Regions from separate parts of the Homo sapiens genome. Here region 1 is linked to region 2. Evidence: chromatin contacts called from ENCODE Hi-C data. All regions are on one chromosome and are shown on one strand. Each heading gives the region's core, a stretch centred on a gene start or an enhancer-like site at or near the end of the contact. The rest is flanking DNA. Distances are from core to core; before and after follow the strand shown.

Region 1 (4,668 bases), core at 377-2,876, 600 kb before region 2:
GTGGCTCAAGGAAGACAAGCCTGTGTAGGGCTATGTGGGGTCTGTGGGCAGTCATGGAGGCAATAAGTGGATTGGCCATGGACTAAAAAGAGATAACCATCAAAAAGTTTAGGAGGCATCAGAGAAAAACCATTTAATTCACTTCTGCATTAGGCAGAACCTGACAGTTCACAGCATACTGGGTATCTTCTATCTGCCCCTTTGGGTCCATTGCTACTATTATCTGCCCTGCTCTGATCCTGGTGGATCTCCTCTGACTTCCAGCTGGGTTGGTCAATGGGAGGTGGCATGAGGAGATGCAAGTACTGGAGGAAATGATGGGGCACTTATTCTCTGGCTTCCTCTCTGCCCCTTAATCATGTATTGGCTGATCCTGCCATGGAAGGCCATAGCTCTTTTTGGCCAGCCCTCCCCTATAGCTACCATTCAGCATTCCAGTAACTGTCCCCAACTCTTCCCCTTCCTGGCTCAGGGTTAAAAAAGAGGCTCCCTCTCTTGCCATTTTCTGTTGGTTTTCTGAACCCTTCCCAAACACTATAAATAGTCCCTTCCTTAAACTCAGTTTGTGTGTGCCATCATTTCCCTGCAGGATCCAGTATACAGTCCTCAGCAGATTTAAATCATGGATGCTTTAGAATACTGCAAGCCTGTAAGTAAAGGAGATGCTCTCCTGCAATGGCTCACTTTTCTACCTTTGGCTGTGAAGTGAGATGTGCAACACACTCTAGGAACCCCCCGCCTCAATCCAGTAACTTAATCTGAGTCCCCCCTTCATTCTGCAGATCTGAGCTGTATATAAAAAGGTAATTGGAAATAATCATTTATTATTGTGTTTTAACTTAAAAACTGTCTTCTAAAAGTGTAAGAAATAGATTTACTCTGCTAAAGTATAGTTAAGACTAATTTATATTTTTAATCTCAAAATGGCAGAAGTGCTTTCGAACTTGGAATACAGGGCAATGACTCCTTCCCCTTGTATTATACAGACTTGACTTGAAAGGAGACACTTAGGTCCATTGAAACTTCTCAGTTTTGTCGATCAAAAGGATCAAAGTCAAGGGGATAAGCCTGAGACAGGACACTGAGTGTTTCATAAAGGAAAGAGAAATGAGGCTGGATGCCAATTATCCTAGAATTCAATGGTTTCAATTTCAAACAAGGTAGGAATCAAAAGTCCTTTTAAAAAATTGAACAATTATTATATTCCAACAAAAGATTAGGTAGGATGAACCTGAATTTGAAGATAAAAAGACATAGGTATTTCTTTAAAAGGAATAACACTGAGCTTGTCCTGTATTATTCTGGCGAGTCTTTGCAATGAAGGAAGAGCTGACGCTGTTTTTTGGTGACTCAACTTTCTTCAACTAGATTAGGCTTAGAGACTGTCAAGAGTGATATTTCAACCAGAAAATCCAATGACAGTTATTCTTTATGTATGTGACTGGGTGAAATAGTGTGACCAGATGATCATAAGCTCTTTTGTATATAAATATGGAACAGTTTAGGCTTGTAACTATAGCTTCTCTTTGAAGGATTTGTCTTCTTAATAAGAACAATAACCATTTTTCATTTATTGAGTATTAAAGTTGAACAAATATGGCTAAGAACCCCTGCTGTGGGAAATGCCTGCAGGTGATTCATAGACAACTCAATAAATAACATATTGTGCAATAGTTTCCCCTTTCAATGATCTTTCAGGCCTTCAGATTATATTAAGGAGTCAGTTTTAGTTTGTTGATACCATATTTCCTTGATTCTAGGGTGTATATAGTTTTACATGATACCATCATTGGAATTGGAGGGGGTCTTATAATTTGACATTTCCCAAAATGTTGCCAGTCATATGTCAGTAAGATGCGATTGGATTGTCATTGTGTGCCTGAACTTCATTTTGGTTACTCTTCATACTGTTGTCACTTTTGTGTCTAAATAGGTCTAGAAGAGTCCTTTTAATAAGCACTACCTATAGTTTCTATGTGAGAACAGAGAATTATGTCATAGCTTAATGGACAGCAGTTTCTTTTTTTCTTTGTGTAACATCATATAATAATGTGTCTTACCTTCCATGGCATCGTAGAGTCTATGAAATGCTCACTTTGAGGCCTGGTGATCGACGGAATGGTCTTGCCAAGCTGAGGAGCAGGCTGAACTGAAGTCATGCATTGGCAATCAGGGTAGAGCCAAGGAGACTTCTTCAGGACAGGGAGAGCAACTGCATCAAACCATAAGTTAGAGGACCACGTGACCTTGGTCAAACTGATCAACTTCTCTAAGCCTCAGTGACACTTTTACTAAATGGAAATAACAATAATATCTACCTTGGTAAGCTGTAAAAATTAGATAAGAATGTGTTTATAAATATGTTTTTATGCAATTATGCCTAGAGACATTTTATAATGTTATTGTTCATAACAATATACAAGAATTTGTCCTACAGAAGGAGGATGGTTGGATGATTATGTATCCACATAATAGATGTTAATGCAGTGCATAAACACAATATGTAAGAGGACATTTATGATACAGGGAGACGTACAAGATGAAATATTAACCATCGAAAGGAGGTTACATAAACAAATATATTAAAAAATAAAACAAGTAATTTTATTTTTTTAAATTTTTTACTCACCACTATACAAATGAGGAAAAACAAGTAATTTTAATGTGTTTTGTAAGTTGTATGTGTAAAATATTACTACTAAAATACAAACAATAATAAGTGCATTTTCTATTACAATATATAAAGCAAGTTCCCCTACATTTTCCCATTTCATTTTCTCATTGAAACTCTAAAGTGCCAGGTGTGCTACCAGGAAATGACATCAAACTTAGAGAGTGGCTGAATGTTCACAATGGCTGCTGTCAGCTGTGTCTTCATCCATGGCAATGTATGAGTTAATGTCCAGGTCTGAGGTGAGGGGAGTGGGACACCTGCAGGGCCAGGTATCAGAATACCCTGTGTCTCATTCTGGCCCTGGCCCCGCGGTGCTCTGCCACCTGCCACCTTGGGTTTAGATAAGTCAGTCTGAGTCTGAGGCTAATCTGGCTGGAAAAGGAAGTGAAAACATCATAGACTCATTGAAAGTGAATCTGACGCTATTCAACTTATGAATCTAGAAACTTTGTCCCCAGTTAAATATCTTGACTTGTTCTTTAACTCCTCCTTCTGTTCATCTTTCACATCCATCTACTGGGCTCTCATACTGGTGTTCTCTTCCCCCATCGCTTTTATCCATATTTTCTTCCCCATTGCTACAGCCTGAGGACAAATCATCAACTCATTCACGGAAATTGACAATTCATCTTGCTCTCTTCAGACTACTGAAGATTTTTACCACTTTTGAACTCCATTCTCACCAATTCGTTTGCTTCTCCCGTGTGATTTTTTCCTATAACTCTAACTAGCATTTTTGAGGCTCCCATCATATTGGTCCGTTGCCTGACTCATCCCATTCCCATGAGAACCCCACCACCACCATTGCCCCCTTGGTAATCCCAGTAGTAATCCTATGCATTTCCTTCCTCTGGCCCCTCTCATTTAGGCTATCTTCTCCATCTCTCACAAATTCTTCAAATTCGTATCATAATCGTTCTCTAAGATGTACAACAAACATTAAAATCTTCAACCTCTCCCAGTGCCTATAACATTGAACAAACAGTTGGCTCTCCCTTAGCTCATGCCTTTTAATCAATAATATTATTTCTGCTAATTCAGTTTTACCAGAAACAAGTCATTTTTCTCCTGTGGACCCAATATCCCTTATTTGTTATAAATGAATAATAACACTTCATGTTTCAGCTTTCACACAGTGCTGTGTTGAGAATCAAATACTAAAATGGGAGAGAAATCCCTTAGCACAGTTAAATCACCCAATGTCATATCAATTGGTGTTGGCTCACAGAAGCACAACATCATATGTAGAAGACTTTGCCAGGGTCTTGAGCAGATCCCCTTGTGTCATTATTAATGGTTCCATGTGCTCATTCCCAGGTTCTTTGTGCTTTGACTTTTGCATCTTGTTCTTTTTAGAGTCTTGCTCCCACAAATGCCTAGAAGTTTATGTCTCCTCACTGCAGGCCTTATCTGATAACTGATGGGTAAAGGAGTATGAAAGCTCAGCTCCTGTTCCCCAAGAAGGACAAACTCTGAGGTGTGATTTATGTCCCAGAACTCCCCAAGGATTTGGCTGAGGCTGGGATGTCACCTGACATAATATCCTTGCTTGGTGTGTCTTTTCCCCTGCCTGTTTCTCCCACTTTCTTGTCAGTTTTTCTTTGGAGAACTTTCTTCTTTTTTAAATTTTTATTTGTCAATTTATTCATTTATTTATTTTTTAATATAATTTCATCTTTTGTTTTAGACTTAGGGCGCACATGTGCAGGTTCGTTACGTGGGTATATTGCATGACCCTGAGGTTTGGGGTATAAATGATTCCGACACCCAGGTAGTGAGCATAGTACTCAACAGGTACTTTTTCAGCCCTTACCTTCCTTCCTCCCTCTGCTCTTCAATCTATTGTCCTTAGTGTTGTTGTTCCCATCTTTACGTCCATGTGTACCCAATGCTTGGGGGACTTCCTCAATAGATCACTTATACCTTTTCCTCAAATCTTCTCTGGAGAACTCAACCTGAGACATTAGTCTTCAAAGCTTGTTCAAAGATACGAT
Region 2 (4,650 bases), core at 1,809-4,308:
AATCAGGCTGGAATTTGTAGGACGTAGAACAATTGCTCTACAAACCCATGACCAAGATGACTGATCCTAAACACGTTCTCAAGAAGCCACAAGAGCCTTCCTTTCCTCTCCTGTGTCTTATCCCTTTCCTCCTCTTGCCCCCTTCCCCACTATGCAAAAAGACAAATAGTTATTTAGATCTCCCACAAAAGCCCAGGAAACTGGACAAAGGGTGACAGGCTTGGGGCAGGAAGGGGGAAGCCCCTGCCACAGAGTTGCAAATAGGTCTCTTTTTCTTGGGTTTGCATAGAAAGTCCTCTGAATGAGCTTGCTGTGGCCTGCCCCTTACCTTCTCATAGATTGTTAATATAGGCAGTAGGAAAAGTACACACAGAACGGTTTAGAGGGAGAAGGGAGGACTCTGGGAAATTTACTAAAAAATTAATGGATCTCCGTCTGGTGCAGTAAAGGCAATTCTTGATTGTTTGCACCAATGCAGTGAGCAGATTATCAAGGCACAGACAAGGTTTCCTTAGTCCGAAACATAGAGAACTCCGGAGGCCCTTATCAAAACCATTTCCCTCCTGGTTTAGCGACTGGTTATGGCTTTAACTGCATCATCTCCATCAGCAATGGCAGGCCAAGCTGCTGCTAGGAGCAAAAGCTAAGGCTGGTTTTCCTGCAAAGCAGAAATACTTGTCATTTCACAGGGGCCTGGTATCTGAGTCTCATTCAGCCATCTTGTTTCCTGTGAGGCCCAGGCTGTATGGACCTGGGCTTATTACTGGGCTTATTTGTGTTTTGGTTTGAGAATAGGATTGAGCGTGTGGTAATCAGATGATGCTCTCTGCAAACCGCCTGGGGCAGAGCAGCTAGAGTTCTGAGGGAAGCCTCCAGCTTCATCCTTCGGGAACTCCCCTTAAGTCCCGTAGCTCCCTCCCTGCTCCTACCTTTGGCCTGAGAATTCTCATGCTGCTCCTTAGAATTCTAAAGACTCATGATGTCTGGCACTCTGCTAGGCTGGACCTTCACTTTTGAGACGGATTCAAAGGTAAATTTTGTTTTGTTTTGTTTTGTTGATATGGAGTCTCACTCTGTCGCCCAGGCTGGAGTGCAGTGGCGCAATCTCGGCTCACCGCAAGCTCCGCCTCACCGCAAGCTCCGCCTCACCGCAAGCTCCGCCTCCCTGCAAGCTCCGCCTCACCGCAAGCTCCGCCTCCCGGGTTCACGCCATTCTGCTGCCTCAGCTTCCCGGATAGCTGGGACTACAGGTGCCCGCCACCACGCCCGGCTAACTTTTGTATTTTTAGTAGAGACGAGGTTTCACCTTGTTAGCCAGGAAGGTCTTGATTTCCTGACCTCGTGATCCGCCTGCCTCGGCCTCCCAAAGTGCTGGGATAAAGGCAAATGTTTTAACCAAAAGGAGTAACTCTGTAAGGGTTCCATGTGAGACACTGTGGTATCTTGTAGGTGGAAAAAACTTTATGATATGAGAAGAATAAGCTGCGAATTCTTCTTCTTTTCACATTACCAAAGATACATGTTTTCTCTCTTATTTTAATAAGTCTTATTTTAATAATAAAATTGTAATTGCAAGCCACCTCTAAAGTCTATACATGTCTTATTAGTCATTTTATTTATTTATTTTTTTAATGCTCAAGGGGTTGTTTTGATACAGACACGTGGGATACCAGAATGCCTTTATTTTGCAGAAGAACAAACTGAGGCTGGAAACAGAACTATGCAAAATGATGACTTAAAACATGAATACTTACATGTTTATACGTGTCTTTTTAATAGAAAATAAATAGCCATTAAAATCTAGGGGAAAATTACAGAGAAATTCAGAAATAAATGAACCAGAACATCACCCCCAGGTATTTCTGCTATGGAGTTATCGATGAATTTTCTCCCAGTCATATTGTCTATGAATTTGTTTTAATTTGTGGTGTTTTGCATTCATACTATTTGCACAATTTTGTATCTTTATGTTTTTAATGTTAAGAACATAAACACATCAATTACTTGTTTTCACAACAAAGTATTTCCATGAATGAACATGCCTTTGTATGCTAGACAGTTTCCTGGATTTTTAACCTTTAGATGTTTTCTGGTGTCACATTAATATAATACTGTGTCCAAAATCTTTTTACCTTTTTTGCTTTAAAAAAAAACTAGTTAAATTAGTCAACCAATGTTCTGAAGAATATTGTTAGATTCAAACTTTTAAAGTATGTTTGGAAGTTAGTTTTAGATGAGTTGCTTCGAAAATATCTACGTTTTTACCTTGCTTTAGTTTTTTTCCTTATGTAAGCATATCTAGTTTACATTTTCACAAACAGATATTAGAGGTGTGTTGTTTTATTAACTGTTTAAAAGTCTGTCCAGTATATTCAATGAAGACATCAATCAGAATAAAATTACAAGCTAAAAATAATTCTGAAACCTTTCTTTATAAAATGGTTATCATGTGTGTCATCTATGTTGTTGTGTTTGTAAATACCTATGCTAAGTGGATGGGCATAGCTCACCCAATAACTGAAAAGATTTTTTGTGGGGACACAAGGACCCTTCTTTTAGGTACAGAAACTGCAACAAGCTATATAGTGGAGCTAAACTTAGGCGTACAGCAGCCTTTCCAAGAATTTGTGGCACAAAGCAGACAGGAATATTCTACACACACACACACACACACACACACACACACACACACACACACACACACATTCCGCTTCCTGTCTCTGACTTTCTAACTTGACCTTACTTACTTGCAAACTTGGAAATACAGGCATTCTCTCTCTCTCTCTCTCATAGAGTCATGATTCTCAAACATTAAAATAGCTTAAAAATTAACATACCTTAATGTCATCTTAAAGAGTGAGGAAATATTTAGCGATCCTGTGAACAATTTTTATTTTCTGTAAACTTCCCCAATCCTCACATTTACCTTCCTAGGTAACTATGTGCTTGACTTATATATTTTTTCTGCATTCTTTGTAGCCCTTTCTTTCCCCCCATGGACAACTGTGTGTCCCAGCATTACAATACATGTGTGGACAAAGAAGCTTTCTGTCCAGAGAGAAATTAAACATTCCAGTGGCTTTTCTCACCAAGTCCTGACACAGAGTGACCCTTGGCATCTCATTTGTGGGCGAGCGTTGAAGATGGTGGAGAGATAACCTGAAGCAAATCTCAGCCTGTTGTTCAGGCTGCCTTGGGCAGTCCAGAGAAGAACAACATTTAGAACATTTATGACCTGTAAAATTTATCCTCTAGAGTTGAGCCCACAATTTTTGGCCAATAATTATATGTGAGAGTAAAATATAAGGGACATATCTTGGAAGCAGTATTGCTGAGTACTTCAGAAATGAATGACTATTTTAATCAACCTACCTACATTTGGGCGATTATCCAAACTATTTGGCTTTTTACTCCTCTCCCCTTCCAAACTTACCCTCCTAAAAAATGTTTGAGAGTTAATAAAATGATGTATTTAGAGCTCTTAAGCCCTAGTTCACCTTGTTTTTTTTTTTCTTAGTTACCTTCGTGATTACTTCTAATTCTGCCCTGAGGTGCAAACTTGATTCCATTCAAAGGAAAAGGAAACCAAAACAAACAACAAATAAAAAGTAACTGAGGAGTGTCTCCAAAAACTACTACTGAAAACCTAGTTTACCTACAGTTCAAATATGATCCACTCTCGCCATCTGCTGGCTGTATTTTTGATTTTTTAAAAGGGAAGTACTGGCACAGACACATGGGCTAACGTTATTGTGTTTTGATGTGTTGTGAATATGTGTGGGGAAGCTGGGCACTAAACCGTCCAACATTCAAATTCAGTATGTTTTTGAGCACCTATATTTAGCTGAGTCTCCCTAGTTTATAATTTGGTGGAGGGTTTTATACGTAGAGAATCATCACAGTCAAGACGAAGTAGAGACTGGGACCAACGGCTGCATCCGTCAGGGAGAACTTCTGTCAAAGAATAACGCACAGACACTGGGTCTCAGAAAGTGGCTGTCTCTGAGGACTCAGCGTGTTTCTTCTCTTTGATGAAACTAATGATGACTCAACTCCATGGATCTAATTGTCTCCCTCTAGAATTACCTTTTCTGAGTGTTCAGGGCTCCTTGATGGTTTTGGGTTTGTTTGTTTGTTTGTTTGTTTGTTTTTTGAGATGAAGTTTTGTTCTTGTTGCCCAGGCTGGAGTGCAATGACGCGATCTCGGCTCACTGCAACCTCTGCCTCCCGGTTTCAAGTGATTCTCCTGCCTCAGCCTCCCGACTAGCTGGGATTACAGGCGCAAGCCACCATGCCTGGCTAACTTTTGTATTTTTAGTTAAGACTGGGTTTCACCACGTTGGCCAGGCTGGTCTCGAACTCCTAACCTCAGGAGATCTGCCCACTTTGGTCTCCTAAAGTGCTGGGATTACAGGCGTGAGCAACCGAGCCCAGCCTACCCAGTGGTTTTTTCTTTAGACGGAGTCTTGCTCTTGTCACCCAGGCCAGAGTGCCGTGGCACAATCTTGGCCCACTGCAACCTCCACCTCCCCAGTTCAAGCGATTCTCCTGCCTCAACCTCCCAAGGAGCTGGGATTACAGGCTCTCGCCACCACCCCTGGCTAATTTTTTTGTATTTTTTTAGTAGAGACGGGGTTTTACCATGTTCGC

What was found. Hi-C counts contacts between places; a loop is a spot of excess contacts on that map. Pooled maps may share reads with other maps.
Region 1: a pooled map shows a loop between it and region 2 (5-fold over the local background). The contact joins two enhancer-like sites. A Hi-C loop is called at or near these places in 5 of 37 single-sample maps with no recorded cell type and 3 of 50 pooled maps.

What each region holds. Positions count from the first base shown.
Region 1 is chr20:10,938,110-10,942,777 of GRCh38, forward strand. No RefSeq gene overlaps it. Among named protein-coding and RNA genes, the nearest start is that of LINC02871, 86 kb to the right of the region's middle. Within about 2 kb of position 1,627, at least 2 of the 41 ENCODE cell types and tissues checked have a DNase peak (open chromatin) inside an H3K27ac peak, as active enhancers do.
Region 2 is chr20:11,540,558-11,545,207 of GRCh38, forward strand. No RefSeq gene overlaps it. Among named protein-coding and RNA genes, the nearest start is that of LINC00687, 330 kb to the right of the region's middle. Within about 2 kb of position 3,059, at least 4 of the 41 ENCODE cell types and tissues checked have a DNase peak (open chromatin) inside an H3K27ac peak, as active enhancers do.